2 separate regions of the Homo sapiens genome follow, and region 1 is linked to region 2. Evidence: chromatin loops called from intact Hi-C (ENCODE). Cell type or tissue: chondrocyte. All regions are shown on one strand. Each heading gives the region's core, and the rest is flanking DNA. Links, peaks and the distances in the headings are about the cores only. Region 1 overlaps TMEM52B (transmembrane protein 52B). Region 2 overlaps CD69 (CD69 molecule).

Region 1 (16,395 bases), core at 3,562-11,561, 440 kb after region 2:
TTAAGTCTTATGTAGACACAGAGGACATGAAGATAAAAATGCAAAAGAATCATTCCACTTAAAGGAACTGTAAAATACAAATTTTAAAAAGTAGTGGCACTTTGAATAAAAACGTGTTTAGGATGAAGAAAAATACATATTTAGCCATGGGAAGGGTTTCCCAATAGCCAGGTCTGTTAAACCCAGGGAAAGGGTGATAGCCTTGATTACCTGTCACATGCAAATTGGGTGTTGACTACTTGACACCTGCTTTCTGAGGTTTTACACATCTTCCACCATAGGAAGAGTCCTTTCCTATAAACCAGAGTCTAATTAGAACTAGAAGAGTTTTCAACAAGTAAGAAATGTGGGAAAACCAAGAGGAGTCATTGTTCAGTGAAAAACAAAACAAAACTATATTTTCTATAAATGTGTGACCAGAGAATAAAAATAGATTCACTAGATTTCAGTAGATTCCTGTATCAGAAAGAATTATTAAATAACAAAATTTACTACTCTTCAAAGATACACAAATATTTTGCCTCCCCTCATTCTCCAATTCCTGAACTTATCTTCTCCTTCTCCCATACAATCCCTATTTTTTTTTCATTCTTACAGAGAAAATTTACAATTGCCATAGTGAACTCAGAACATTATTTAGCTTTCATCATGGTAAAGTTGGCTTCTACTTTTTTCCCTCTTCCTGTTTGGTCTCAGTGGATATGCAAATTAGTTTTGATCCTGGATGTGAAAAATTAGGGTACTCTTTACGGTGGGTGTGATATTGTGAGAATATATATTTGGTTTTGTCCCTATCTCCTAGCATACAACTTCTAAAATCCCCAAAGTAAGTAGCATCATTTTGCATGCTAATGAGTTGATTGGTGGCTGGCAGCCCCTAGGTAGATTTAGGATGGGGCTGGTCATTGGAAGGACCAATGCAGAATGCTTAAAGCCTCACCCCTCAACATCCAAGGAAAGTAGAGGGGCTGAAGTTTAAGTTGATCATCAATGGCCAATGATTTAATCAATCACGCCTACATAATGAGGCTTTCATGAAAATCCCAAAGGATGGATTTGAAGAGTTTCTGTAAAGCTGAACAGGCAGTGGTTTCTGAAGGGTGGTGCACTCGGAAGACCTGCAAGCTCCGTGCCCCTTCCCACATGCTTTGCTCTACGCATCTCTTCATCCGCATCCTCGGTAATATTCTTTGTAATAAACTGTAGATGTAAGTAAGTGTTTCCCGGAGTTCTGTGAGCTGCTCTAACAAATTAACGCAACCTCAAGAGGGAGTCAGGGAACCCCCAATTTATAACCAGTAGGTCAGAAGCACAGGCAAAACAAATTGTGATTGGCATCAGAATTCTGGGGAGCCGTCTAGGGGACTGAGTCCTCACCCTATGGGATCGGATCCTATCTCCAAGCAGGTGGTGTTGGCATTGAATTGAATTAGAGGACGCTCAGCTGTTGTCTGTTGCTGGAAGATTGCTTGCCTGGTGTGTGCGGAAATCCTCACCCACCCACATCTGGTGTCAGAGGGTTGGGAGAGTATAGCAGGAAGAAACTAAGTTTTTTTTTTCCTACATTCTCAGTGGGAGTGTTGCAACAGCTTGCAAAAGATAAATTACAAATGTGATTGTATGACTTTCATACTCATAACTGAAATTTTCTTTATGTTTACATTTTATTGACCTCAAATATACACAAGCCTTAAGTTTCACATCCATTTTCAAAGTTACTCTTTGTAAACTTGCATTCCAAGTTCTTTCTTAGTATTTTTTTTTTCTTTTTGAGATGGCGTCACCACGGCCGGCTAATTTTTGTATTTTTAGTAGAGATGGGGTTTCACTATGTTGGCCAGGCTGGTCTCCAACTCCTGACCTCGTGATCTGCCAGCCTTAGCCTCCCAAAGTGCTGGGATTACAGGCATGAGGCACCGCACCTGGCCCTTTCTTGGTCATTTTTATCATAAATGTTTGCAATAGGCACAGACATGTTTTCTATGGACACTTCTAATGATCACTAGTTTGTTTTATAATGATTTACAAAATGACTCAGACAATGCCATCTATAGTATAAAGTACTATTTAAAGCATATCATTTGGCAAAAGATTCAACTAGCTACAGTGAATTTTAAAAACATAACCCATGGTGCTTTATTTATAACAAGGTATCACATCATATTGTAACTCATATTTCTGAGTCTGGAGTTATAACAGGGATTGACTATATTTTTAATGTAGAAAACTTTATTCTTTCTTTATAGTTGCCTGACCACAGACTGGGTACATCTCTGGTATATATGGTAAGTTTCACTTATAATACCCAGAAAGACACTGTATTCCTCAAGGCCATTAAAAATGACAACCTGCCTACTTACTTAGCATCTCATGGAGTAAGATTTCATTACTTCATCACTACCTATGTGACAATATGTCAGGATTTCCTTTTTCAATACCATCTCCTCCGCAAACATCAAACCATTACTGTGTCCTTCCCTCGGAGTCTGTTCTAGAAATATCTCAACGAAGATTACTTTAGTGAATTAAAAAGCAGAGCCTGGCCGGGCGTGGTGGCTCACACCTGTAATCCCAACACTTTGGGAGGCTGAGGCAGGCAGATCACTTTGAGGCCAGGAGTTCGAGACCAGCCTGAGCAAAATAAAGAAACCCCCATCTCTATTAAAAATACAAAAAAAGTTGGGCGCGGTGGCTCACACCTGTAATCCTAGCACTTTGGGAGGCCGAGACAGTGGATTATCTGAGGTCAGGAGTTCAAGACCAGCCTGACCAACCTGGAGAAACTCCGTCTCTACTAAAAATACAAAATTAGCTGGGCGTGGTGGCACATGCCTGTAATCCCAGCTACTCAGGTGGTTGAGGCAGGAGAATCGATTGAACCCAGGAGGCAGAGGTTGCGGTGAGCTGAAATTGTGCCACTGCACTTCAGCCTGGGCAACAAGAGCAAAACTCTGTCTAAAAAAAAAAAAATTAGTCGAGTGTGGTGGCATGTGCCTATAGTACTGGCTACTCAGGAGGCTGAGATCGTGCCACTTCACTCCAGCCTGGGCAACAGAGCAAGACTCTGTCTCAGAAAAGAAAAAAGAAGCAGCCCCCCAAACTACCTTAAATGTCTTACTATTTGTTCTAATGAATTGACTTACTGCAGCTGACAAAATAAGGAGGTGTATCTATAAAGCAAAAGCCTTGAAATTAAAATTATAAATTAAAATATTTATAATTATTCTATAAAATGTTTAGACAAGAATCAAAACACAGACATTAAAGACTGGTTACAGCAGAGCTGGGAAAAAAGCCAGATCCCAGAGCTCCCACTCGCCCCGTGGGCTTTTGCAGGTTGCTAGTGGTAATTGGCGCGCTGCTTCTCCTGTGTGGCCTGACGTCCCTGTGCTTCCGCTGCTGCTGTCTGAGCCGCCAGCAAAATGGGGAAGATGGGGGCCCACCACCCTGTGAAGTGACCGTCATTGCTTTCGATCACGACAGCACTCTCCAGAGCACTATCACATGTGAGTACACTGAACTTTTAACCTGGGAGGAGGACCCAATTTAAGGGAATAATGAAAAGGGTGCAAAGGTGTAGAACCACTGATCGAGTAATATTAAAGATTCCAGGACTCACAATAATTTCCATTCCCAGAAGCCTGATGGTGCAGTGACCTGGGCTGTCACTGAAGCTGTGTTCTCAAGGGTCTGTCTGGCTCATGATAAAGAAAGAAGTGAAATATTGGAGGCTATTGGAAATATTGAATAGGAAGAATTAGCCAGTTTATAAATAGTTACTTTGCTAAAAACTATTTTGAACTCCAAACGGATGCCTTTTTCAAAACGTCTTGGATTTTGTGAAATCTACTTTTTCTATTATCTATACTATTTTATATTTTTAAAGAAATTAATGACATGTACTTTCAGTTCTTTATTCTTCAAGGCTTGATACACTAAATTTTAGCCTTAACATTTTCTCAATGATTATAAGACACTTTCCCTTTTCTTCTGTGGTTCTATTCTTTCCATGACGGTTTTTTTTTTTTTTTTTTTTTGAGATGGAGTCTTGTTCTGTCGCCCAGACTGGAGTGCAGTGGTGCAATCTCAGGCTCACTGCAACCTCCGCCTTCCGGGTTCAAGTAGTTCTCTCCCTTAGACTCCAGAGTAGCTGAGATTACAGGCACCTGCACCATGCCTGGCTAATTTTTGTATTTTTAGTAGACACGAGGTTTCACCATCTTGGCCAGGCTGGTCTCAAACTCCTGACCTTGTGATCCACCTGCCTCCGCCTCACAAAGGGCTGGGATTACAGGCGTGAGCCACCATGCCTGGCCAAAATGGTTACTTTCTTTTTTTGACACGGAGTCTCCCTCTGTTGCCCAGGCTGGAGTGCAGTGGTGGGAATCTCAGCTCACTGCAACCTCCGCCTCCTGGGTTGAAGAGATTCTCATGCCTCAGCCTCCTGAGTAGCTGGGATTACAAGCAGCCACCACCACACCAGGCTATATTTTTTTAAATTTTTATTTATTTATTTGTTTATTTTTATTATTGGTAGAGACAATTTACCATGTTGGCCAGGCTGGTCTCAAACTCCTGACCTCATGATTCACCTGCCTCTGTCTCCCAAAATGCTGAGATTACAAGCATAAGCCACTGTGCCTGGACTATGCTCTTTCCTAAAATTGAGGAGCAAGTACCAGTCAGAACACCAGCTGGCAAAATGTGGATATTTATTTTGAAAAGAGAGTGATGGCTGGGCGCAGTGGCTCATGCCTGTAATCCCAGAACTTTGGGAGGCTGAGGCAGGTGGCTTACTTGAAGTCAGGAGTTCGAGACCAAGCTGGTCAACATGGTGAAACCTCGTCTCTACTAAAAATACAAAAACTAGCCAGGCATGGTGGCACACACCTGCAATCCCAGCTACTTGGGAAGCTGAGGCGTGACACTCGCTTGAACCCGGGAGGCAAAGGTTGAAGTGAGCCGAGATCGTGCCACTGCACTCCAGCCTGGGTGAGCGACAGAGAAAGACCCTGTCTCAAAACAACAACAACAACAAAATAGAATGATATGATGTGTTGCTGTTCACCTTTCCTACCTCCCCTTTCTCACTGTCATCTTAGGAAAAAAGGATAACCAAGGCTGGGCACGGTGGCTCAGTCCAAGGCGGGCAGATCATCTGAGCTCAGGAGTTTGAGACCACCCTGGGCAACATGGTGAAACCCCGTCCCTATTAACGTACAAAATTTAGCTGGGCGTGGTGGCACGGGCTTGTAGTCCCAGCTACTCGGGAGGCTGAGGCACGAGAATCATTTGAGCCCAGGAGGCGGAGGTTTCAGTGAGCCGAGATGGCGCCACTTCACTCCAGCTTGGGCTACAGAGTGAGACACCATCAAAAAATAAAAAAGGAAAGAAAGAAAGAGAGAGAGGGAAGGAAGGAAGGAAGGAAGGAAGGAAGGAAGGAAGGAAGGAAGGAAAAGAAGAAAAAGAAAAAGAAAAAGAAAAAGAAAAAGAAAAAAGATAACTGGGCATGGTGGCTCATGCTTGTAATCCCAGAACTTTGGGAGGCCGAGGCAGGTGGATTATTTGAGGTCAGGAGATTGAGACCAGACTGGCCAACATGGTGAAACCCCACCTCTACTAAAAATACAAAAATTAGCCAGGCACTTTTGTTGGCCAGGCACGGTGGCTCACACCTGTAATCCCAGCACTTTGGGAGGCCGAAGCGGGTGGATCACAAGGTCAGGAGATCGAGACCATCCTGGCTAACGCAGTGAAACCCCATCTCTACTGAAAATACAAAAATTAGCTCGGCGTGGTGGCGGGCGCCTGTAGTCCCAGCTACTCAGGAGGCTGAGGCAGGAGAATGGCGAGAACCCGGGAGGCGGAGCTTGCAGTGAGCCGAGATCGCGCCACTGCACTCCAGCCTGGGCGACAGAGCGAGACTCCGTCTCAAAAAAAAAAAAAAAAAAAAAAAAAAAAAAAAAAATTAGCCAGGCACGTTGGCACATGCCTGTAATCCCAGCTACTCGGGAGGACGAGGCAGGAGAGAATTGTTTGAACCTGGGAGGTGGAGGTTGCAGCGACCCGAGATTGTGCCACTGCACTCCAACCTGGGTGACAGAGTGAGACACTGTCTAAAAAAAAAAAAAAAAAGAAAAGAGATGAGGTAAAAATAAATAATCCTAAGGAGTCTATAGTATCGGGGGCTGGGGGAAAGGGATCTAAGTCTGAAAGGGGAAAGGGCAGGGTTGAGTTGCAGGATGCAGAAACATTCTTGGCTGGGTGTGGTGGTTCACTCCTGTAATCCCAGCACTTTGGGAGGCCAAGGCGGGTGGATCACCTGAGGTCAGGAGTTCAAGACCAGCCTGGCCAACATAGTGAAACCCTGTCTCTACTAAAAATACAAAAATTACCTGGGCATGGTGGCGGGCGCCTGTAATCCCAGCTACTTGGGAGGCTGAGGCAGGAGAATCACTTGAATCCAGGAGGCGGAGGTTGCAATGAGCCAAGATCCACCATTGCACTCCAGCCTGGGCAACAAGAGCAAAACTCCGTCTCAAAAAAAAAAAAAAAAAAAGAGAGAGAGAGAGATACAGAAACATTCTTTAGATTATTTGAGGTTACCAGAGAAAACAGGTCCTTCTAGCAGAGCAGGAAGCTGGGTTGTAAACATGCTTCAAAGGATATTCATAAAATTTGGGGCAAGGAGTGACAATGAGTTTGGATACTTGTAAAAAATGAAGCGACAGTTAAGTGTGAAGTAAGTCTCTGCTGTCTGAGGGTGTCCTGTTTCCCTTAGTTTCTTAGCTCTGTTCCTTCTTTCTTCACAGCTCTGCAGTCGGTGTTTGGCCCTGCAGCTCGGAGGATCCTGGCTGTGGCTCACTCCCACAGCTCCCTGGGCCAGCTGCCCTCCTCTTTGGACACCCTCCCAGGGTATGAAGAAGCTCTTCACATGAGTCGCTTCACAGTAGCCATGTGCGGGCAGAAAGCACCTGATCTACCCCCAGTACCTGAAGAAAAGCAGCTGCCTCCAACAGAGAAGGAGTCGACTCGAATAGTTGACTCTTGGAACTGATGAGAGCTGTCATTTTATAAATAGGAGTGGAGTGATGTCCAGAGTCTGTGGGAAAATGGAACACATACTTTTCTAACCCTCAGAAGTTTTAAGATGGCATCTAACACCATCATTCTATGGGAAAGATGGTTCTTACTCTTCGTTCACAGGCCTTTATATCTTCCGATACAGAATGCTCTAATTGGGAACTCTAATTTTGTATCCAATGGCCAAAATCTGCAAGTAATCTCTAGCCACACTGATTACTACTAAACCAGGAAAGCATCAAGGTGTCTTGAATTCCTTTAACTATTGAGTGCATATAGAATTCCTGTACCCACATGATACTGCAAGTTGTGTCTCTCTCTGTCAGCGAATCCACTGCGGTTAACTGGAAAAGAAAGACAACAGTGTCAGCACAGCCATCGACATTAATGCACTGAATGCATGCATCTTTCCTCCTGAGACAGCAATCGATTTTACACCGAATGACAATGATCATCTTAGACAGCACAACATACCCACTCGGATATCTAAAAGCTAGGGATGGCATTGCTGATATGGGCAAAGAGAACACAGTATAGTATTTAAGTGCCAAATATCAGTCTTTCTTTCTCTCTGGTCCTACCCCTCAGCAGTATGAAAAACTCCATACTGTGCAGTCACAGTTGGATTAATTCTTCAGTTCCTCCGCACTGCAAACACATATATGTGCGCACATGCATGTATACCTGCACCCTGTTTTAACTCTAAAGGAATAGTGTTGCTTTACTTCTTTCCTGTTTTGCCTGGACCACTTAAAGCCACAACACCTCTATAGTGACACACGCTAGTCTCTAGTGGTGGCCCTCACTGCCACCTAGAGGAGCCATGGTGGAAAACACACTCTCTCCTTTGAGCCTATCTGCACATCTCTCGAGTTCTTGGAGCAAAAACTAAATGCTGAACTAAGCCTGGTTGAGATGCTTCCCATGGACCATGCCGCAGCACAGTGCTAATCTATCCACAAAACATACCACCTCCCAAAGTATTATTATTGGAAAATCGAGGAAGTGACGCACATTTAGGGAAAAACTACTCACCTTAGAAAAGTCACTGAAATCCTTTTTTTTTTTTTTGAGATGGAGTTTTGCTCTTGTAGCCCAGGCTGGGATGCAATGGCATGGTCTCAGCTCACTGTAACCTCCACCTCCCGGATTCAAGCAATTCTTCTGCCTCAGCTTCCCGACTAGCTGGGATTACAGCTGCCTGCCACCGTGCCCAGCTAATTTTTGTATTTTTAGTGGAGAGGGGGTTTCACCATGTTGGCCAGTCTGGTCTAGAACTCCTGACGTCAGGTGATCCGCCCACCTTGGCCTCCCAAAGTGCTGGAATTAGAGGCCTGACCCCCTGCTCCTGGCCTGAAATCTTTAAAGCCGTTTTTTCCCTAAAAAATGGGAAATAATAACACCTCAGAAGGTTTTTGTGAAGATCAAAGAAGCTAAATATATGTGGCATGATTTGTAAAGTGTTATGCATATGTATGTTATTCTTCCTACTGTCTTCTAACCTTCCCTTGCCTGCTATGACTTATCTGAGAGCCATGTTCCCATTTATCTTTTTGCCAACTATGTTACTGTTGTCACACCTGAAATGGCTTTGTTTTTATCAATAAATACTTGTTGATTGCGGTAAACAGCAACAGATATAAGTGATTCCTCGTAATATGTTCTGGGTAGAGGTAAGGAATATTTGAGAAAACTAATTGTTTATTAGGCAATTAATTAACTCCAGAACTCAAGGAGGCAACACAGAGCCAAGAATTGGCTGATTATGCAGCTCCTTGTTAACTACATTCTTGGAATGCTCACTCAGCCCGGAGGGAAAAATGTTCTGAGTATAACCTGCTGGGGATCTGAAATTATCCTGAGTCATTTAACAAATTGGCTCTGGGAATTATTGAAATGCATGAATTGCTAATAGCGCCTGAAGGGACCTTGTTTTACTGCTGCCAAATGAGTCATTTAGTCATCAAAGACACATTCCAAAAGACATTCTAGGCTCTTCTATTAAGGCACCAGGACATCACAGACTTGGCAAAGGTAAAATGTTCATTGGCATTAGAATATCTTGGGGGAAATCTTGCCTATAATGTCTTATCCTAAAGGATAAGACATAATGTCTATTCCTAAAGGAATCTCTCTTCCCCACATCCACTCCCTAGCCCCTACCACCTTATTTGAAATATAGAATCACTTCCAACCATGACATGCTACTACCCTGTCCCCTGTGTCCATCCCATAGTGTGCCTTTTCCTCATCTGCTTCACATGTGCTGCTCCTCAGTCACATGGAGTCTCTCACTCCCGTAACTCCCCCATTTGGTCACTAGTTATTTGTACCCCTTTGGCCTCAATTCTTTCTATACTGAATCTAATACATCTGTTAATCACCTCCATCACCATCATTATTGTTCTCAATTTTTTAAAATCCTTTTTAACTTTCTTCACATCTACTCTTTAAACACTGGCTCGGCTGGGCACAGTGGCTCACGCCTGTAATCCCAGCACTTTGGGAGGCCGAGGTGGGTGGATCACTTGAAGTCAGGAATTCCAGACCATCCTGGCCAACATGGTGTAACCCCGTCTCTACTAAAAATACAAAAATTAGCCGGGCGTGGTGGTGCGGGCCTGTAGTCCCAGCTACTCGGGAGGCTGAGGCAGGAGAATCGCTTGAACCTGGGAGGTGGAGGTTGCAGTGAGCTGAGATCATGCCACTGCACTCTAGCCTGGGCAATAAGAGCAAAACTCTATCTCAAAAAAAATAATAAATAAATAAATAAATACATACATAAATAAATAATTTGAGTTGTGCTTGCATTACAATCATTTAACAGGTTTTATGTGTGTTCAGCAAGTATGATTTAAGAAATTACGTACCAACTGGGCACGGCGGCTCATGCCTGCAATCCCAGCACTTTGGGAGGCCGAAGAGGGCGGATCACAAGGTCAGGAGTTCGAGACCAGCCCGACCAACATGGTGAAACCCCGTCTCTACTAAAAATACAAAAATTAGCTGGGCGTGGTGGCACGTGCCTGTAATCCCAGCTACTCAGGAGACAGAGGCAGAAGAATCGCTTGAACCAGGGAGGCGGAGGTTGCAGTGAGCCGAAATCGCACCATTGCACTCCAGCCTGGGCAACAGAGCAAGACTTTGTCTCCAAAAACAAAAAAAAAAGAAAGAAAGAAAAGAAATTTTGTACCAAGAATAGTGTAGAGCATGCAAAACAAACAGGGCCTCTGCCTCTGGGTCTTCACAGAGTTTATATCTTCACAGAGTTAAATTTTTAGGAATATTAAGAAAAACCAAGATAAAATAGTAGCAGATTTATAAATACAAAGAGCTAAACAAAGACTGAAAGGGGACAACAGATAGGAGAGGGTAGAGGATACTTGGGAGAAGCAAAGTAAAAGAAAAGCATTTTCAAAGATAAGAAAAGCCTTGGTAAATCTGGGAAACTTAAGAAAAAAAAAAGAAAAAGAAAAAGAGTAGAGGCTGGGTGCGGTGGCTCACGCCTATAATCCCAGCACTTTGGGAGGCCAAGGAGGGTGGATTATTTGAGGTCAGGCATTCAAGACCAGCCTGGCCAATATGGTGAAACCCCATATCTACTAAAAATACAAAAATTAGTGGGGTGTGGTGGCACACGGCTATAGTCCCAGCTACTCTGGAGGCTGAGCCAGGAGAATTGCTTGAACCCAGGAGGCAGAGGTTGCAGTGAGCTGAGATAGTGCCACTGCACTCCAGCCTGGGCAACAAAGCAAGACTCTGTCAAAAAGAAAAAAAAAAGAGAGAGAGAGAGTAGAGTAGCTGATTACAGGGAGCGAGGGAGACAGCTACAGGAAACAAAGTTCAAGAGGAAGGAGAGAGACCTTGCGGACCAGAAGTCTGGACTATATTTTACATGTATTGAGAAGCGGTGGAAGGATTTTTTTTTTTTTTTTTTTTTTGCAGAGTTGCCCTCCTGTTGCCCAGGCTGGAGTGCAGTGGCGCGATCTCGGCTCAATGCAACCTCCGCCTCCTGGGTTCAAGTGGTTCACCTGCCTCAGCCTCCCAAGTAGCTGGAGCTACAGGCATGAGCCACCACACCCAGCTAATTTTTGTATTTTTAGTAGAGACGGGGTTTTACTATGTTGGCCAGACTGATCTCCAGCTCCTGACCTCAGGTGATTCATCTGTCTCAACCTCCCAAACTGCTGGGATTACAGGCATGAGCCACTGCGTCTGGCCTGTGGAAGGATTTTAAATAAGTCACTTGATGCAATTTGAATTTTAAGACAATGACTCTCAATGCTACAGGAGAATGGAGTGGAGTGGGAAAGTCAGAAGGTCAGAAGTCAAAGATCAGAAGATCAGGGAAAGTCTTCAGAGGTACTGAAGAATAGTGGATAAGAGATGATTGTGGATAGGATGGGTGTGGTGGGAATAAAGGGAGAGAGAGAGATAAATGTAGGAATTTGAGAGATATATTGGAGATAGGATCATCAGGACTTGCAGCTGAATTGGAGAGGAAAATGTATTAAGGAAAGGAAAGGAAGTGAAGAATGACTTCTAGATCATTTACCTGAGCTGATGCATGGAAAGTACAGCTATTTATTAGTATGGAGAAGACTGGAGGAAGACCAGATTCAGGAGAAAATTTAAACAGTGATTTCTAAAAGTGAGGAATAAGGCATTCGCTGGTGAAATATGTACCAAGTTAATCTAAGCTAAGTCCTACTGCACCAAACAGTAAAAAAAAAGCTCAAACTTGCTAATGGAATAAGTCAAAGTTTTCCTTGGAATTGAATGAGGAAAGCCTCAATTCATGAAAAAGAAAAAGAAATTTTACATTAGTCATTTAGCTTTGTAATGTTTTTAAGATAATTCACTGGAGACTGCATGGAAACTGTTGGTTACGCCTCTCTGAGACTCTGGGGTTTAGACAGGAGGATATAAGTTTGGAAGCTATCAAGTTAAAATGTATATTCATATATATGGACATGAATGAGATCATCTCTCCCCATCCTCACCCTCTTGATCTTTTTCCCTCTCACTCCTTTAATTTTTCACTTTCTACCAGTTTCTTCCCTTTAGCATATAGTAGTTTAGTATGACTTGTATACCGTAAAGGGAGAGCAGCGCATGAAGTTGAAGTGGCACACTGCTCAGCCTCGCACCAGGCAATTCGGCAACTGAACTTGAAGACAATGAGGTGTGACTTAACATTTTATTTGCAGGAAAGCTCCATTATGTGATCAATTTTTAAGAAACATACCCTGATGAAAGTTTGAGGTCTTAGCTGAAATGTGAGGAAGGCAGATCTTAATCCTGACTAGGAGCATATTGTAAAGCTGGAAACCATCATTCTCAGTAAACTATCGCAAGGACAAAAAACCAAACACTGCATGTTCTCACTCATAGGTGGGAATTGAACAATGAGAACACATGGACACAGGAAGGGGAACATCACATGCTGGGGACTGTTGTGGGGTGGGGGGAGGGGGGAGAGATAGCATTAGGAGATATACCTAATGCTAAATGACGAGTTAATGGGTGCAGCACACCAACATGGCACATGTATACATATGTAACAAACCTGAATGTTGTGTATGTGTACCCTAAAATTTAAAGTATAATAATAATAAAATAATAAAATAAAAAATAAAATCCTAGTTAAAAATGGGGAGCTTGCAGGGCGCAGTGGCTCACGCCTGTTATCCCAGCACTTTGGGATGCCGAGGCGGGTGGATCACCTGAGGTCAGGAGTTCGAGACCAGCCTGGCCAACATAGTGAAACCCTGTCTTTACTAAATATACAAAAATTAGCTGGGCATTGTGGCACACGCCTGTAATCCCAGATACTCGGGAGGCTGAGGCAGGAGAATCACTTGAACCCAGGAGATAGGGGTTGATGTGAGCCAAGCTCATACCACTGCACTCCAGCCTGGGTGGCAGAGCAAGACTCTGTCTCAAAAAAAAAAAAAAAATGATGATGATGAGCATGAAAAGGAACATTGAGGTGGTGGTAAAATGATGTTCTTTTTTTTTTTTTCCAACAGAATTCTAAGCTGTGCTCAATTGAAAAAAAAAAAAAGTAACAGTGGTTAAAAACATGATTTTTAACACAATTGTTCTCTAGGTCTCTCCTATAATTTTAAGCAGAGGAAATTCACTGGCCCCTCTTTCTCAGCTCAAATAACATAAATATGCACAAACCCTCCGAGCAGGGCAGCTCCAATCTGCGGTCTTTTCAACTTACTGTCAAGGGTGATTACACTGGACAGAAAACCACATCCTCTATCGCCTTTTTTATTTTGAGACAGAGTCTCGCTCTGTCGCCCAGGCTGAAGTGCAGTGGCATGATCTCCTCTCAGTGCAGCCTCCGCCTACTGGGTTCAAGCGATTCTCCTGCCTCAACCTCCCGAGTAGCTGGGACTACAGGCGTGCACCACCACGCCCTGCTAATTGTGTGTGTGTGTGTGCGTGTGTGTGTGTTTTCAGTAGAGATGGGTTTTGTCATGTTGGCCAGGCTGGTCTCAAACTCCTGGCCTCAAGCAATCCACCCACCTCAGCCTTCCAAAGTGCTGGGATGACAGGCATGAGCCACCGTGCCCGGCCCTCCTATCATTTTTTGCTTGTGAGGACTAAGCTCTGATTTTTAAATCTTACCCTAATTCCTATCTAAGGAGTCTAGGGAGTCATGCCCTACTAACCATAAATTCTCATCAGATGGATTTTATTTAACCCTGTATATCATGACTTACTTTCCCATCTGACTCTGGCATAACATGTGACAAAGAAGAAAGTCAAAATATTTTACCCCAAAACATGTTTCTTTGCCACATTTTGAAATGGCCCTGCAAAGCTGTCCTTTGTGGGGGAAAATTTGCATCCGTAAAGAATCTCAGCCAGCTGCAGTGGCTCATGCTTGTAATCCCAGCACTTTGGGAGGCTGAGGCGGGCAGATCAACTAAGGTCAGGAGTTCAAGACCAGCCTGGCCAACATGGTGAAACCCCTGTCTCTACTAAAAATATAAAAATTAGCCCAGAGTGGTGGCATGCACCTGTAATCAATCCCAGCTTATAGTGGGAGGCTGAGGCAGGAGAATTGCTTGAACCTGGGAGGCCGAGGTTGCAGTGTACCGAGATTGTGCCATTGCACTCCAGCTTGGGCAAAAAGAGCGAAACTGTCTCAATAATAATAATAATAATAATAATCTCTATTAACATAGCTAGATCTTTTCTTCCAGGCCCTCCCAATCCTAAAGAGATTAACTAAGAGTCTAGCACCTTTTAAATATCTGAATAGAAAATCATTGTCATCTATTGTCTCTAAGGACAGCCACTATAAGACTTCAAAAGAACCTTGGTCTCTACAATCTTTTATTTTAACATGAACATTTCCTTTCTATGGATCCCAGGTCTTTAGACAAACTCAACAAATTGTCAACCAGAAAATGTTTAAATTTGGAAGCCCCCCCGCCACACCCCACCGGCTTTGAGTTGTCCCACCTTTCTGGACCAAACCAATATATTACTTAAATGTGTTTGGTTGACATCTCATGCCTACCTAAAATGTATAAAACCAAGCTGCACCCCGACCACCTTGGGCACATGTCCTCAGGACTTCCTGGGGGCTGTGTCATGGGCCATAGTCACTCATATTTGGCTCAGAATAAATCTTTTCAAGTATTTTACAGAGTTTGACTCTTTTTGTCGACTCTTGCTAAAACCAAAACTATTGGAGTCAGGGCTGCGTCCAGTGTGTTGTCAATTTCTGAAAGAAGATGTTGACACATGCATAGCAGTAGGAAGTGACCCTGACAGCATAAAGCTCCTAATCTGTGCGGGAAAACTGAAAGATGAACCTCTACTAAATTTACACAAGGGCAAACTCTCCTTCAGTGGGGAGGCTGGGTCTGACACATTCTGTGGCTGTGATGACCTAGTTGTCGGTGGTTTACAGGCAAATACGACAGTATAGAGTGCTTTGCAGTAGCCCGTTTTCCCTCCAGGTCTAGCTCAGGAACTGCAGCATCAGTTCTAATTGAGTTGGCCTTGTAGGTATGGCTATAAGATCTTTATTTATTTTTTAATTTTTTAATTTAATTTATTTATTTATTTATTTTTTGAGATAGAGTTTCGCTCTCGTTGCCCAGGCTGGAGTGCAATGGCACGATCTCAGCTCACCACAACCTCTGCCTCCCAGGTTCAAGCGATTCTCCTGCCTCAGCCTCCCTAGTAGTTGGGATTACAGGCATGCACCACCATGCCCAGCTAATTTTGTATTTTTAGTAGAGACGGGGTTTCTCCATGTTGGACAGGCTGGTCTCAAACTTCCCACCTCAGGTAATCCGCCCGCCTCGGCCTCCCAAAGTGCTGGGATTACAGGCGTGAGCCACTGTGCCCGGCCCGGCTATAAGAACTTTATCAGAGGGACTGATTAGTTAATCTGTTAAGCGTTTACTTGCATATGAGAGTATGGAAATAAAGCAGAAACAGGAATTGTTTAACAAATTTAAGTGGCAGGAGATTAAAATGGCAAAGTCTGGGGAAGGTATGCTTTGTTTTCTTTTCCTTGGGTAAAGTAGCTTGGCTGGAAGGTAACAAAGAAGTCAGTGTGGGACATCTGCCGTTGAGCAAGCCAACTGGGAAAATGATTTCAGTGATTTATGGATTGTCTAAGATACATGGAGAGTTCAACTGTGGAAAATATGTGACATGCTATCACTGAGTAGTGGTGGCCAGTGTCTTCCATTGGCATCTCCACCTTGGTTAACCCAGAATTGTGCTATTTCCCACCCCAGGGTGCCTCACAACTTTGGGAGTCTGGGAAGGGTACTATGAAAGTAAGCAGTGTAGGACCGGGCCCGGTGGCTCACGCCTGTAATCCCAGCACTTTGGGAGGCCGAGGCGGGCGGATCACGAGGTCAGGAGATCGAGACCATCTTGGCCAAGATGGTGAAACCCCATCTCTACTAAACATACAAAAATTAGCCAGGCCTGGTGGCATGCGCCTGTAGTCCCAGCTACTCGGGAGGCTGAGGCAGGAGAATCGCTTGAACCCGGGAGGCGGAGGTTGCAATGAGCCAAGATCACATTACTGCACTCCAGCCTGGGCAACAGAGTGAGACCCCGTCTCAAAAAAAAAAAGTAAGCAGTGTTGAAATCTAAAGGATAATTGAATTTTAAACATTAATTACATGGTGTAATGGCATTTTCTGTTTATAAAAAAAGATAGAAAAAAATGAGAATGTGAATCATGGAGACTGGTAACAATTCCAGGAGTGATGTGATAGGAATTAATCTGGAAGACAGGTTCACTTCTTTTTTTTTTTC
Region 2 (16,395 bases), core at 2,926-10,925:
ACCTGCCACCACGCCTGGCTAATTTTTGTATTTTTAGTAGAGGTGGGTTTTCACCATGTTGGCCAGGTTGGTCTCAAACTCCTGACTTCAGGTGATCCACTCGCCTTGGCCTCCCAAAGTGCTGGGATTACAGGCATGAGCCACCATTCCCATCCAACGTCCTATATTTTTGAGTGTCAAAATACGTCATGTTTTTCCAAAGTGTCAGATTGCCTGGCTGTGAAGCGTAGATCTGAAATTTAAAGACTTCCGGTAAAGCAATTATTTGTGACTTGGTTTTGTTACATATTAAATGAGATATTAGATCTAAGTCACAGGGCCGTTTTGGAGATTACATGAATTATATGTAAAACATTTAGTGTCTGGCATATAGAAACACTATAGAGATGTTATAATTATTGTCGTATTTTAATCATCCTTATTGTAATTACCGCCATCTGGTACACACTTTGTTACTTTTATTATTTTGGTGCTTTGGATAATACAGGGAGCAAGAGTGCTAAAACTTAGCAAAGTAGTGTGGGTTGAAGACCACATCATACAGAACCAGCGATAAATCAACAAGATATGACCAGTGGAGCAGACTGGAGCAACAGTTAAGAGAGAGAATTAATAAGCAACAAACAAGTTTTTAAGTACCCTCTGAGAATTCTCAGGATTACTCAGAAAAATATATTTTTAAAGGCAGAATGAGACTTCAAGTTATTTTATTTGGCTATTACAAAAAGTGTGGATAGCTTTTTTATTACAAAAAGGGTATTACCAACCCTCTTTCCACTGAGGACAATTGGAGAGTCTAGACAAAATGTTTCAAATCGTTAATTTAATTTAATTTAATTTTTTAGACTGGGTCCCACTCTGTCACGCAGGCTCAAGTACAGTGGTGCAATCACAGCTCACTGCAGCCTCAAACTCCTGGGCTCAAGCAATCCTCCCACCTTGGCCTCCCAAAGTGCTGGGATTACAGGCACGAGCCACTGCACTCAGCCTCAAACCATCATAAAGGCATCAATGAAATTACATGCTATTGAAAAATAAAACAATACTAATCCAAGAGATAACTGAAACCCAGAAATAAGAGCTGCTTTTCCAACAGAAAATCTTACAGATGAAAAAGCTAAGGAGTCAAGCAGGGCTCTTGGCAGTCTTCGGTGCTAGAGTAACTCCAGTCTCCAAGTAGGGGTGGGATGAAAAAATTAATAGTTCTAGTTAGTTCACCAAAAGCTGCACCCCAGACAAAATCTTCCGATCTTGACATCATTGGCACTTTGAGTCATATTATTCTTTCTTGCAGGGGCTGTGCAGCGCATCGTAAGATGTTTGGCAGCATCCTTTACTTTCATCCCGTAGATGCCAGTAGCCAGCCTCTTCCCCCATCTCACCTACCCTGACACTGACCCTTCACCAAGTCGAACAATCACAAATATGTCTAGACATTGCTAAATACCCTTTGAGGGATAAAATTACCCCATCCCAGGTAGAAAAACACTGCCCTAGGAATAAGACTAATCTAAGAGTAGATTGGCTCTTGAAGGAGGTGAAACTCACCTTCAAATCCTTTCCATTACTAAAACTGAAGGAAAGTTGATCGTAGATTGCTAATGGCTGTGATGATTTTCTAGAAGCACATTTACGTTCTTCCTGCAGGTACTTTTTTTGTCAAAGAAAAATTGCATCATACAAACTAAACAGGGAAGAAAGATTTTATTCAAGACCATTGTAATAGAAGAGAGTAATTGAATCCAATTATGCTGAAGTGGGAAGATGTTTAAATACTGGAGTGAGCTGGTGGAAAAGGACCAGAGCATGTTGAGGGGACTCTGGTCAATGTGATTAGGTCATCGGTAGTTGTTAATTGAAGCTCATTGAAGTGAGGTTCCTGTGCTTCCACAGAAGCCGGAAGTAGGGGCACTGTCTCGCTTGATGGTTACATTCCAAAAGCCTGGCTCCCAGGTCTTTGAGAAAGACATTCCTGGGCTGTAAAACTGGAAAGAGGCTGGGAGAAGATTTATGTTTCAAAGAAGCAGAGAAAGAATTTGTAATTACTTTCCTAAATGATCCAAGAAAAGAAAAATCATGGATTCACAGACAAAAAGAAGTCTGAGGGAAACATTAAGGCCATCTTGGTCAAAGAATATAACATGATTCTAGTTTTCAAATAATTACTATATTTTTTTCTTTTGTTTTGAGATGGAGTCTTGCTCTGTTGCCCAGGCTGGAATGCAGTGGCGTGATCCCAGCTCACTGCAACCTCCACCTCCCAGGTTTAAGGGATTCCGGTGTCTCAGCCTCCTGAGTAGCTGGGATTACGGGTTTATGCCACCATGCCTGGCTAAGTTTTGTTTTTTTAGTAGAGACAGGGTTTCACCATTATGGCAAGGCTGGTCTTGAACTCCTGATCTCAGGTGATCCGCCTGACTCGGCCTCCCAAAGTGCTGGGATTACAGGTGTGAGCCACTGTGCCTAGCCTCAGTTTTTTTCTTTTTTTCTTTTTTTTAAGACAAAAGTCCAGCACTCAACAACAACACGAAATAAATAACTGGGTACATAAATAGAAAAGATGACATTAAAAGTTACAAATAGAAATAACAGGCAGTGGTTAAGAAATTCCAAGGGCTCTAGAAAATGCAGTATCACACACAGACTTTAAAGTAAGCATGTTCAAATATTATTTCAAAAAATCAGATTTAAGTCAATACATATTTAAATTTTAAATAAATCATTTCTTAAATTTACATACCTATATAGTATTTAAAATGTAACAACATAAAATATTTTTAAAATACTAATATATTTAAAATGAACTCCTGGAAATAAAATGAATATATTAGAATTTGGACTGAAACTTGGAAAGTTTGAAAAAGGAGAAGATGGAAACTCTAGAACTAAAATCCACAGTAACTAAAATTAATTTCACAGAAGAAATAATTCTTAATCTAATAATATCTATTCTCAGCATCTCCCCCCAAAACAACCAGTCAACCTAACAAGTAAACAAAGCTAGAACAAACATTACAGTTAATGGTAGCATATTAAAAACTTTGCCTTTGACATTGGGAACAAGACAAGGTACTCACTGTTATCATTTCCACTTAACATCATTGTTCACGATGTTAACAGATACAATATGATTTTTAGGTTATAAAACTTTGGAAAGAAAAATACAGCACACATTTACCATGGATATGATTCTGTTTATAGAAAATCCAAGAAAATCTATCGATAAATTATTAGAAGTAATAAAGGAGTTTATAAGGCAGCTGGATACAAATTCAATATAAAAGAATCAATTGTATTTCTGTTTCTCAGAAACAAACTGAAAATAAAAATTTTTAAAGATACTATTTTTTTATATTGCTGCTGTAACAAATTACCACAAATTTAGCAGCTTAAAACGGCACATGATTATCTTGCGGTTTCTATAGCTCAGAAGTCCAGGCACAGTTGGTTTTCTGTTTAGGGTCCTATAAGGCCAAATTCGAGGACCTGGTTGTTTTCTGGAAGCTCTGGGGAAAAATCTGCTTTTAAGCTTGAAATAGTTTGGATGTTTGTCCTCTCCAAATCTCATGTTGAAATGTAATCCCAGTGTTGGAGAGGAGCCTTGGGGGATGTCTTTGGATCATGGGGAAGATCCCTCATGATGGCTTAGTGCTATCCCCTTGGTAATAAATGAGATCTCACTGTGAGTTCAGGCAAGATCTGGTGAGAGCATGTGGCACTTTCCCCCCGGCTCTCTTCACATGGTGGCTCCGCATTGCCATAATTGTAAGGTTCCTGAGGCCTCACCAAGAGCAAGTGCTAGAGTCATGACTGTGCAGCCTGCAGAACCATGAACCAATTAAACCTCTTTTCTTTATGAATTACCCATCCTCAGGTCTTCCTTCCTTCCCTCCCTTTCTTCCTCCTTTTTTCCCTGCCTCCCTCCTTTCCTTCCTTCCTTCCTTCCTTCCTTCCTTCCTTCCTTCCTTCCTTCCTTCCTTCTCTTCCTTCTTTTTCTTTCTTTCTTCTTTTTTACAGCATCCTCACTCTGTTGCCCTGGCTCTAGTGCAGTGGCAATCCCAGTCCACTGCAACCTCTACCTCCCAGGCTCAGGTGGTCCTTCCACCTCAAACTCCTATGTATCTGGGATGATAGGCACATGCCACCATGCCCGGCTAATTTTTGTATTTTTAGTAGAGACTGGGTTTCATCATGTTGTCCAGGCTGGTCTCGAACTCCTGAGCTCAAGGGATCCACCCACCTCGGCCTCCCAAAGTCCTGGGATAACAGGCATGATACACTGCACCTGGACAGGGAATTCTTTATAGCAATGCAAAAAAAGTGTAATACAAAGCTTCTTCAGGTTGTTAGCAAAACCAGTTTATTCGACTATAGTGCTGAAGTTTCCTTTTCTTCTTGGCTGAGGACTGAGAGCCTCTCTTAGCTTCTTAAGATCAACAGTCATTGTATTATTGATTTGTTGTCTAGGTACATGATAGATGATAGATAGATAGATAGATGATTGATAGATAGATAGATAGATAGATAGATAGATAGATAGATAGATAGATGATGGGGGTGGGGAGAGACAGATTCCTTTATCAATTATACGTGTTAGAATGTCTTCCACTCTGTGACGACTTGTCATTCTGTCCATGATGTCTTTTGAAAACTAGAAATCTGTAATTTTAAGTTTATAATGTGCAGATTTTTGTTTGTTGGTTTCAAGTTATTGGTAAGTATATGTAAAATAAGGAGAAAATAATGTGAACTTCAGGTCTCAGAACCTAGAAATTTGGAAGCAAGTCAACTTATGGTAATGTAGTTCTTTAGCATAGACGAAACACTTTTACATGCATTATTTTAATTACATTTTAAATTTGGCATTACAAATATTGAGAAATATGAATGGGGTGCAGCATTATCAAAGGTTAAGTTTTACTTTTCTAGATTATGCCATTTCCTTTATAACTAGAAAAAATACAAAATGTAGTGTTGAGAGAGTGGTGACTGCCACATCTTTCCACAAAAGAAACCAAGAATCATCATCCACACACACACAAGCCACTTGAGTGTAAAAAATAACCAAGATATATTTTAAAAATTTATTGTAAATTGACAAATTATAATTGTATCTATTTGTGGGGTATAATGTAGTGTTATTTGTACACAATGTGGAATGATTCAGTCAAGCTAATTACCATATCAATCACCATCAAATACTTATAATTTTTCATTGTGAGAACATTTGAAATTTATTTGCTTCGCGATTTTGAAATGTGCAATATATTATTGTTAATTATAGCCAGCAAGAAATTATTTTTTAATGTCCTTTGACAATGACTTAACACAGAAGTGCAGTAATCTCATACAGTCACTAGATGGCACTGCAGCTTTTGCAACAGAGATCTTTAAGACAGGCAGGAGGGGTTCTTGAAATAAACTCATTTTTCGTATTTGTAATTGGTCACCAGACAGTAGAGTCATGCTTTAAATAATAAAACTATTCCCTTTAAGAATTATATATTTGTATCTATTTAAAGAAAACACTTTTTCTTAAGAATAAAATAATTTCATTATAGGAAAATTCAAAATTGGCCGGGCGCGGTGGCTCACGCGGGTAATCCCGGCACTTTGAGAGTCTGAAGCCGGCGGATCACTTGACGTCAGGCGTTCGAGACCAGCTTGGCCAACATGGTGAAACCCCGTCTCTACTAAAAATACAAAAATTAGCCGGGCGTGGTGGTGCGCGCCTGTAATCCCAGCTACCCGGGACGCTGAGGCAGGAGAATTGCTTGAACCCGGGAGGCAGAAGCTGCAGTGAGCGGAGATCGAGCCACAGCATTCCAGCCTGGGCGACAGAGTGAGACTCGGAAAAAAAAAAAAAAGGAAAAAAAGAAGAAAGAAAGAAAGAAAAAAGAGAAAAGAAAAAGAAAGGAAAGAAAGAAAGAGATCCAAAATTATAGAAAAACATAAAGAAAATAAATACTTCCTATATTCCTCCTCCTCAGGGAAAACCACTGTGTTTACTTTAGTAGTTTTACTTTCTGTCAGCATATAGAAATATAAAACATGTTTTGTATATTTAATATTGAACAGGAAATAATCCTATTGTATATATTATTTTAAACTAGCAGCAATAATAGTTTGAGTATTCTTTCATATACATAAATGTTCTTCATTATTTTTTAATGTTGGGATAGCATTTCATCATGTAGGAGCATTATATTTATTTAACTAAATCTTTGGTTTTGGACAATTAGGTAGCTTCTGATTTTTCACTACTAGAAATATCCCTTTGATAAACATTTTTGTGGTTATGTCTTGCACATCCAAGATTATTTCTTTAAAATCTCCCTCCCTCCCCAGTAAGTATTGTCAAGCTGCTTTCCAAAGGGTAAAGGAAACCAGTTTACACCATCACCAGCAGTCGTTCTGGTCATATATTTCCCAATATTTTTCCCTGAAAAATCATTTACATTTTAATTTCAGTTATAATACATTTTCATGTGCAAAATCTAATCAAATTATGAAAATTGACAGCAAGCTTAAAAATATCATTTCTATATTAGTATCATACAATTTTTAAGTAGTTGAATACTGACTATAGCACCTAACAGTTCAATGGCATTTTAGCCTTTTTAAAAAGTTTTATCCAATCCCTACAATTATGTGAAATGTGCAGCTGATGTATTCCCCTTTCCAGAGGAAGAAATTGAAATTATGTTGAAAAAGCAACGCAAAACACGGATAACTGATAGTTTTATTTTACACATATTTATGTAACTATCCAAGATGAATGTAGCCTACAGAGTTAAAATTTTGATAATTAGCTAAAGGTTTGAATACAGGAGTATATCTTTAATATGCTTCCATAGCACCCTACGTTTTTCCTATTATAACATTCATCACACCATGTCAATTCATCTTGTTGTTTGTTTTACAAATAGACCACGAATTCCACAAGGCCAGTTGCCATGCGGAATTTGCTGAGTATTTTAACTCTGGTGTCCACCATAGTAGTAGGTGCTTACTTATAACTTGTGAAATGAAATTTTTAAAAGGCTTTCCAAAAACAAATACAAATAAGATATATTACGTAGAAATAGACATGTCGTGTAGAAACGCGGCTTTATGCCAATACTGGAAGTTTGAAGACATAGTGTTTCTAGTTCTAATAATCATCATGAGTATTTAATACATGCCTATGGTGTACTAGGGAGCCAGATAATGTTTTAAGTTTGTTTTCATGTACTAACTAATTTAACATCTAACTAATTTTAGCTGAATTTTGAACGAGTTCTGATAAAATAGCTAGTCAGCCCGCGCGTGGCAGAGATGAAACTCGGGCGGTCTGGCCCCCGTGCTTTGGGTCTCAGCAGCTCCACGCTCCACATAGATGTTTTGTAGGATCCTTAAAACAGAAGTGCAGTAATCTCGTATAACCACTAGATGGCACTGCAACTTTTGTAACAGGGGACTTAGCCGGGGGCAGGAGGGGTTCTTGAGACAAACCCATTTTTTATATTTGTCATTGGTCACTTGCAAGTAGAGTCATACTTTAAATAATAACATTATTCCCTTTAAGAATTGTATATTTTTTATCTATTTAAAGAAAACAGTTGTCCTTATGAATAAAATGACTTCAAATTATGTGTAAAAAATAACTCTGTTATCCGTGTTTTGCGTCGCTTTTTCAACATAATTTCAACTTCTTCCTCTGGAAAGGGAAATACATCAGCTGCTCATTTCACATAATTATAGGGATTCAATAAAATTATTTGTAAAAATGATAAAATTCATTGAATTGTTAGGTGATACAGTCAGTATTCAATGACTTAAAAATTGTGTCATACTAATATAGAAATATTTTTAAGCTTGCTCTCAATTTTCATAATTTGATTAGATTTATGCACATAAAAATATGTTATAACTAAAATATTAATCGCAAGACATTGTTTTCTAAGATGACTCGGGAGTAGATTGTTGGTAATGATAGAATATTACCGCTAGGAGGCTGCTTGTTTCTTTTTTCCCACAGCTGTGGGAACTCAGGAGCACAGAGGTCATTATTTTTCACTAAGCAGTGTCTGAAATCCACATTTCTGTTTGCCGTTTGCCAATAGTTTAGAGATACCATACACATCATACATTTCCAACAAGCAGAGAAGAATATTGCAAATTACATTTATAAAACAATTTTGAAGGTAATCAAATGTATTAGGCTATTCTTGCATTGCTATAAAAATATCTGAGACTGGGTAATTTATAAAGAAAAAAGGCTTAATTGGCTTACGGTTCTGCAGTTTTTACAAGCATAATGCTGACACTGCTCAGCTTCCGCGGAAGCTTAGGGAGCTTTTATGTATGTTGGAAGGTGAAGTGGAGTGGGAGCAGGCATGTCACATGGAGAAAGCAGGAAAGAGAGAGAGAAAGAGAGAGAGAGAGAGAGAAAGTGCTGCACACTTTGAAAAGACCAGATCTCCTGAGAACTCACTCAGGTGCAAGGAGACCATCAAGAGGATGATGCTAAACCATTCATGAGAGATTCGCTCCCATGATGTAATCACCTCCCACCAGGCCCCACCTCCAACAAAGGGGATTACAATGCGACATGAGATTTGGGCAGGGACACACATCCAAACTACATCATTGAGTTTTTTGCTGATTGAAATATCCCATGAAGATTATGCCTCTTTTCTATATATTGAATTATTTTACATAAATAACTAAAGTGTATGTAGCACCTCAGAATTGAACAAGATACTTTCAGAGCATTGACTATGAGGAGTAATTATTACAGAGCATCTGCTATATACAGAAAAATGGATATGGATACATACACCCTTTAGCATATAAGCATATGAAAACAATTTGATATGTATAAGCTATTATAAAACTAAGGGTTTTACTCTACATGGGATTTTTTCCTAAGTTATAGTAACTGTTTTCTGCTTTCTCATATAGTATATACTTTTTAATGTATTTTGAAGGAATGAACTTTCTTGGAAACCATTGTGTTTATTCTACTTTTATTTCACATATATAAAAACAGCTTATAATTGTACTGAACACAAAATACAAACAAATACATTTTATTGCACATAAAAATATTTTAAATGAAGTATTGAAGTATTGCACGTAATAGAATTGATTTAGGAAAGTCACAAACCTATTATAAGACTAGTATTATTCTAGGTCTGAAGATTACAGAATATTTCCTAATAGAGATTTGCCACATCACATATTGCACATTTTCCAACACTATTCTATGTCTTGCAAATATTCCTCATAGTCTTTGCTTATGTCTTTTCTCTGTAAGACACTGTATAAAAGATTATAAAGGCAAAGAAATATGTACCATCGAAAAGGACCTGTCTACAGCTGAGGAAGTAAAAAAATAAATACATGATCATCCCATTCTTTTTGGGGAAAAATAACAAAGTAAATTGGCAAATTTCTCTAAAAAGAGAGAAATATTACAAATCTTAGTTTCATAAGCATTTGTCCATTTATAAATGCTCCCTGAGTTTAAGGGATTCAATTAGACTAAAAACCTATGTTACCAGCCATAATTCCTTTGTTTACATTCAGTATCTAGTACCAACATCTAACTCCTTCCAATAGTGCAAATGCATGAAGGGCTCTCACTGTTGGTAGTCATTCAGCAATAAATAGTAAGTCCACGCCTAGTTATTTCATTATTTCTGGATTCAAAATAATATAAAGTGCATCCAAAGGTTGCATAGTCATTCTTCTCATTCTTGGGCATGGTTATTGGTCAACCTGTGATGCTTCTAGCTCATGGCAATAAAAGCCCACAGTGCAGATTTTCCTGGAATTTCTTCCTTTTTTTCCATAGTTCTGTTTGGAAGAAAATTCCCAAGACACTATAAAATTTTTTTTCACAAAGTCTCTATGGAAGACTTCGGACCACAGAGCAGCATCCACTGACACAGATTTCCTTGAGTTCCATTCTATAATAGTCAATAAGTGAACATGTTTCCTTATTATTTGTAAGGTTTGTTACATATCCAGTATAAATTCTTCTCACATTCCATGCTGCTGACCTCTGTGTTTTTCAGAAAAACACACTTGTCAGACCCTGTAACGTTGAACCTGTCAAACAATAAAAAAACTTAGAATTATTTTCAGCTCATTGTTTTCATTCAGTTACATGAGAATGAACTCGGAGATGGTGACCTCTGCTTCTTTTAAATTCTTAGTGGGATACACAAGTCAAATAATCATAGACTAATCTGTAGAGACAATGGACAAGAATTGAAAAAAAAATAGGATGTGGAGAAAAAATATGGAAGTAAGAGGAAAGCACGCCATTCATTTGGTTGGCATGGCACCAGATAAGTGATTCTTGGTCATTTCTGAGTTCATAGATTTTTCAATAAATAATTTCACAAAATTGTATGCATTCAACAGCCATGCATACTAGTGCATACAGCTTTAAGGGGTTTATGGCTCCTGAAGCCCATCTGTGGATATGGAGCCATAGGACAAATATTAGGAATCCCTTTTCTAGAAACCTGAATTTTAATCTCGATACTTTATCAGTATTATGATCAACAGCAAACTTATAAAATGATCTTCAAACATTAAATGTATTTTAACTAAAGGTAATGAAAATAGAGTATCTAATTCTGGGGCAAATTTTCTTTCAGGTGTATAGAAACTCATAATTAGGCATTGAAACTATTCTTTATTCTGTGGAGATGAAAACTGAGAAATAGTAAGAAGGATTTATTTTCCAGCAACTGTCTTATTAGTAAAGACTAAATGTGACATTGAAAATGGGTTTTTGTTGCATCATCATAATTATTATTGAAATATTTCCAAATTAACCAGATCTACTACTCACATTAGAGTTTGCTGAGAAAAATTACTATAAGCATTTATTTTATGTATTATAAGTGTGGATAAAGAAAAAGAATAATAATAAAGCCTGTTATTAAAGAATTCCAGAGTATACGCATTCAGAAGAGATTGTTAGAGCTCTTGAAGAGCTCAGCCTTTATATTTAAAGTGCTTTGAAAGGAGAAAAGGAAAGTGATTTTCCTGAGATGCCACCCTGGGGAATATAAAGAGACTTCTGGAGACTTACCAGTTGTTAAATTCTTTGCCATTTGACCACTTCCATGGGTGACCAGGTTCCTTTTTCAGTCCAACCCAGTGTTCCTCTCTACCTGCGTATCGTTTTAGAAAGTTCTTAAAGAAAGCACAAAGGAGTTTGTTACATTAAACACCCTTCTGGGGAAGTAGATAGTAAATCCTGTTTCTCAAAAGCTGCAACTTGAGGCATGACAGCTTATCTGACCATGTACTCATTCTATATAGGATCAGCATATTTGGATTTCTGGTCTTTGAAGCTAAGCAATCAAATCAAATTTAAAAGATTAAATTAAATCTCATTTTGACCTCAGGCTGATCATATGGTTCTCTGGGATGACATTTTCCTACATCTGAAATAGGTACAATGTTTGTTTGTTTGTTTGTTTTCTCCACTTAGAAACGGAAGGAAAGCACTGATTAGCCATATGAATTAAAATAGTAGTATTTTATCTTTTTTTTATTCTTACCATGTCCTTTTCAGAATCAATGACAGCAAGAGTAGCACCATGTTCAGAACAAGCATTTTGGGCTGAAGTCCAGCTCCTCTTCACAGTAGAAATAAAGTAGCATTTCCTCTGGTAGCCAACCCAGTCCTCAGAGCATGAAGAAACATGGCTGTCTGATGGCATTGAGAATGTGTATTGGCCTGGACAATTGTATTGGCCCACTGTGAACAGAAAAATGCTTTGTTTTAGTAACAAAAGAAACCAAATACCCACAGCATGCAAAACTAGCCTTAGGATGCTATGTTGTGCTAGGTGGTGATAAAGTAAAGGATAAAAGCTAAAAAGTAGAATTCTGAAAAGGGTATGAAGAAAGAAAGTTCTCAGGACCATATCTGATCTTCCATTGTGCCTAATCATCATTGGATGGAGATATGAGGATGAGGGGATGTACTTTTGGTCATAATGTCAGAAAATGACAGAAATATAGAACAATTCTGAAAATTTGGACTAGATATTTCTTTGGACTAGAAAGGATAAAGTGCATTATACATTTCAAATAAGGTTTTGAATCTGAATGCAGAGGCGGAAGAATTTGAAGATGCAGTATTTATAGCACTAGGCTGGAAAGATGGAGAGAGTAACTAACTTTTAGGGAACCAATTCAAAATACAGAAAGACATATGACTCAGAATATCTCAAAACAATGGTAAACATTCCCATTTGTAAAAGATACAAATATATCTTGGTACAGCTGGAGGTATTGAATACCAAATCACTACTGACTCTCTGGGAACTTTTAAATATAATCTTAATTATTCAGAACTACCATTCTGTGTCCTTTGAGATAAAACACAAAAGACTGGCCACTTCCTGATTAATCTATGGCTTTAGATACGATTTTTTTCCATAATCAATGAATGTGAAGTTCACATTTTTTTCTAGCTAAATAGGTATTTATTCAGAATTCAAATCAGCTCCCTTCATTCTAGATGTAAACATCTTTTCAAATGCAATTTTATTCTACAGTAATATATAAATCATAGATACTTTTAATACTTATAAAAGTATTACATTAATTATTCAAGGATTGTGGAATTATGTTTAGTATTGATTAGGAAATTGGCCATATATGGTACATGGGATGATTCTGAATTAGCTAGTTTCTGATTAACTAGACTAAACTAATATTGATTTCAGCTGGGCATGAATGCTTACAGCTAGGAGGCTTTGAAAGAATTGATGAAGTGTAGACCCACCTGATAAGGCAATGAGAGCTATGATTAAAATGGTGATGAAGACCACATTCATTACAGCACACAGGACAGGAACTTGGAAGGACCCTTCATGACGTGTTGAGAAATGGGGACTGGTGGCATCATCTGGAAGGGAGAAAGTTGATGATGAGTTCAGGCAGACTATAGAAGTACTATAGGAATATGCAACATTCTTTTGAGGCATTTAAACTTAATATTTCCTATCTCATTATATGAAATTTCCCCGTCTCTTTATAGAAATTTCTAAGTTAATTTACCCCCAATTTTGAGTGAATTTGAATAGTTTATTGTTGGCTTGAAATGAAACAATTCAAGCATAATGATGAGATTATAAAGTGTCTCCCCAAAATATTTACCTGACACATATGATTTATACACTTAGTAACTATGAAAATTCTAAGTATATAATCAGTTTGTTTTAATGATGATAAGAACGTTTATTAAATATGCACATGCCCCAGAAGACACATAAAAAAATTCTAGGGCATGGTGGCTCACACCTGTAATCTCAGCATTTTGGGAGGCCGAGGTGAGTGGATTGATCACCTGAGCTCAGGAGTTCAAGACCATCATGAGCAACATGGTGAAACCCTGTCTCCACCAAAAATACAAAAAATTAGCTGGTCATGGTGGCACGCACTTGTGTTCCCAGCTACTTGGGAGTCTGAAGTGGGAGGATCGCTTTAGCCTGGGAGGCAGAGGTTGCTGTGAGCGGAGATTGCACCACTGCACTCTAACCTGAGTGACAGAGTGAGACCTTGTCTAAAAAAATAAATAAATAAATAAATAAAAAATTCTAGCATAATTCCTTAATCTCCTTGTAGTTACTGTTTGAGAGAAATGATGTGAATGGGATAAATATGGATAATATCATAAAGTAAAATATTGAATTGCTATATAAATATCTGACATTAAAATGACTGAACAAAATTTTAAACGTGACAGTATTTTTTGGTGAAGTTGCTGCAGATGTGGAGCAACTGGAATTTTCAGATATTATTGGTGGGAGAGTAAATTGGAAAAACACTTTGGAAACTGTTTCTTATAAAATTAAATATATGCCTTTTCTATGGCCCAACAAACCTACTCCTATGTATATCCTCAAGAAAAATGAAAATATGTTCTCAAAATGCCTTGTGCAAGAATGCTCCTAGCAGCTTTATTCTTAAGAGCCAAATTCCAGAAATAATCCAAATATCCACCAACAGGAAAATAAGTGAACAAATTATGGTATATCCATACAAGGGAATTCCGCTCAGCAATTCAAAATAAGACAACTGATACATGCAACAAAATGAAGGAATCTCCAAAAAAAATGTTGAGTGAAAAAAAATCCAGCCACAGAAGATTGTATACTACATATTTGCATTTACATGACTTTAAATAATAGTTGGTCTAAGCTCTGGTGTCAAAAATCAGAACAGTAGTTGCCTTTGTGTGTGTAGGAAAGGTAATTTAACTGGAATGGGACACAGGGCAAACTGTCTAGGGTGATGGAAAGATTCAAATGTTGCTGGTCTTGTGGTTATACCACTGTCATAAGTCGTTAAACTGTATACCTACGAGCTGTGCATTCATCGTATGTGAACTAAACCTCAATTTAAAATGATATGTGAATGAACAGTAAAAATTTGAATTTTTCAAAAGATGTTAAAATAATAGAGGAAATGTAACAGTATTATAGACCAAATATTCAGCGAAAGTTATTTCATTTACCCTCTGTACAATGGTGAAACAAAGTAAAAGCCTTTTTTTTTCCCAACAAGCAGTGTTTCTATGGAAGGATTTAGAATAAAAATATGATGTTAACGATAACTGATAGTTACAAAAAACTCTAAGAGGATGTCTGTTCTACACTCTAAGTAAATAACTGAGGAAGGAGAAAAGAGAATTTTGCGACTTAGATTTTGGATTTTAATTTTGCAGGATGAGCTGTCAGGAGTCTTAAAATGCGGCCCCACAAGGAGTATACAGGTCCCTATTATGTTCTCAAAAACCAAAATGTAAAATGGCTGCTTAAGTAACTGACAATGCAAAACAGTTTCAAAATAGAAAACATTCTATTTTTCAATATGGATGATTTTCATAACTTAAAAAAGTTTACATAAGACATATCTTGAAATACACATATTTTTACCCTTAAAACATTTATCTAAAGGTAAACTGGACCAAGAGAAGTTGCCTTTTTTTCACAGTAATTTACTGGGTACTGGTGTCCACATCAACTTTTGCTTTATCTGGAAGTTATTTTTCCCATCACAGATCGGCACTCAGATTTTGCAAGAGAAGCCTTTACTTCACTGCCGTCTAGCTCGATTTTCTCAGCTTCTCAAAGCAAATTTTTCTTTGTTCACCGGTATAGAATCATCATTGGAAGCCGCCTTTGCTACCCAAGGTACCAAGTTCGGAGCTCTGTCTGGTTTCACTTCACATTATGTGAGTCAGTCGTGCTGCTTGAACTCAGTATTGCAACAGCTCTGTCTCCTCAGTGAGCACTAACACACCCCAGTGACCCGTGGGTTCCAGAGTCTCAGTCAGCCCATCGGCTCAACGAGGGAGTAAGCTTTGGGATGACTCTCAGATGATACTTTATTCCCATTAATGAGGGCTACTGTTTTATTTATTTATTTTTTGAGACGGAGTCTCGCTCTGTCGTCCAGGCTGGAGTGCAGTTGCGTGATCTCGGCTCACTGCAAGCTCCGCCTCCCGGGTTCACGCCATTCTCCTGCCTCAGCCTCCTAAGTAGCTGGGACTACAGGCGCCCGCCCCCACGCCCGGCTAACTTTTTGTATTTTTAGTACAGACGGGGTTTCATCGTGTTAGCCAGGATGGTCTCCATCTCCTGACCTCGTGATCCGCCCACCTCGGCCTCCCAAAGTGCTGGGATTACAATTGAGGGCTATTGTTACCCACAGCTTGACTTATCTCCTAGGTGACAAAACATTTCCCTCAACAGCACACTTTTGCTTTGATTTCAGGTCCTGCACATTAATGGAGAAGTTGAAAATCAACTCAATTTGCTACTAATTGAATCACCCAAGGATAACGTCCAAGGATGACTAGGGCAGCCTAAATCAGACATTCAAAAGAAAGTTGAAACAGTATCAGGAAAAGTTAAAAATTTCTGTATTAGGTCCTTCTTTCACCTATGCTCTCTATTTATTGAGTAGTTATTATTATTATTATTATTATTATTTCTTTTTGGCGGCACACCTGTGCCGTAAGTAATGGCTCGCCTGATTACCTGAAAATTTGCATGCTTTGCATTTGTAATCCACACTATATTTTATGTTCTTAAACACAGGATGGATTTATGAGAAGTAACTGATGTTTTTCGGAAGTAAACTAATATAGTAGACACACGCTTAGAAAATAATCCCTTTCCACAAGATTGTTTTAGTTCTCCTGTTTCTTACATATCCCTTTGTTAATAGATCGCTCTTGCTGACAAGTAGACTAATTCCTAAGTGCTAGTGCTTTAGGGTACCTCATTAACTAAGGAGAAAGAGGGATAAATAGAAAAACTCAACAAATTTTACAGAAGTAAGGTATAGAAAAACAATAGGCAAAAT

Evidence for each region. Hi-C counts contacts between places; a loop is a spot of excess contacts. Peaks named below come from ENCODE experiments on the same cell type or tissue, not always from the same donor. Only the 100,000 strongest peaks of a DNase experiment are listed, where the experiment ranks them.
Region 1: it touches region 2 in a loop (4-fold over the local background); 12 of 110 quality-filtered maps call a loop at or near these places.

What each region holds. Positions count from the first base shown.
Region 1 is chr12:10,183,084-10,199,478 of GRCh38, forward strand. TMEM52B (transmembrane protein 52B) reads left to right here. Exons shown (of 5, transcript NM_001384896.1): 3 at 2,247-2,285; 4 at 3,337-3,506; 5 at 6,813-8,721. The coding sequence ends at 7,057. Among named protein-coding and RNA genes, the nearest start is that of TMEM52B, 12 kb to the left of the region's middle. RefSeq lists silencers at 13,194-13,394, 13,431-13,480. In chondrocyte, for the core only: CTCF peaks have their summits at 7,884 (motif pointing left) and 8,097; no DNase peak of the experiment used is centred there.
Region 2 is chr12:9,743,492-9,759,886 of GRCh38, forward strand. It overlaps CD69 (CD69 molecule), which reads right to left. Exons shown (of 5, transcript NM_001781.2): 2 at 12,806-12,928; 3 at 11,571-11,770; 4 at 11,096-11,199; 5 at 8,995-10,098. The coding sequence ends at 9,990. Among named protein-coding and RNA genes, the nearest start is that of CD69, 9.2 kb to the right of the region's middle. RefSeq lists enhancers at 7,222-7,516, 15,375-15,594 and a silencer at 7,977-8,056. In chondrocyte, for the core only: CTCF peaks have their summits at 5,090, 5,365 (motif pointing right), 7,442 (motif pointing right) and 7,680; no DNase peak of the experiment used is centred there.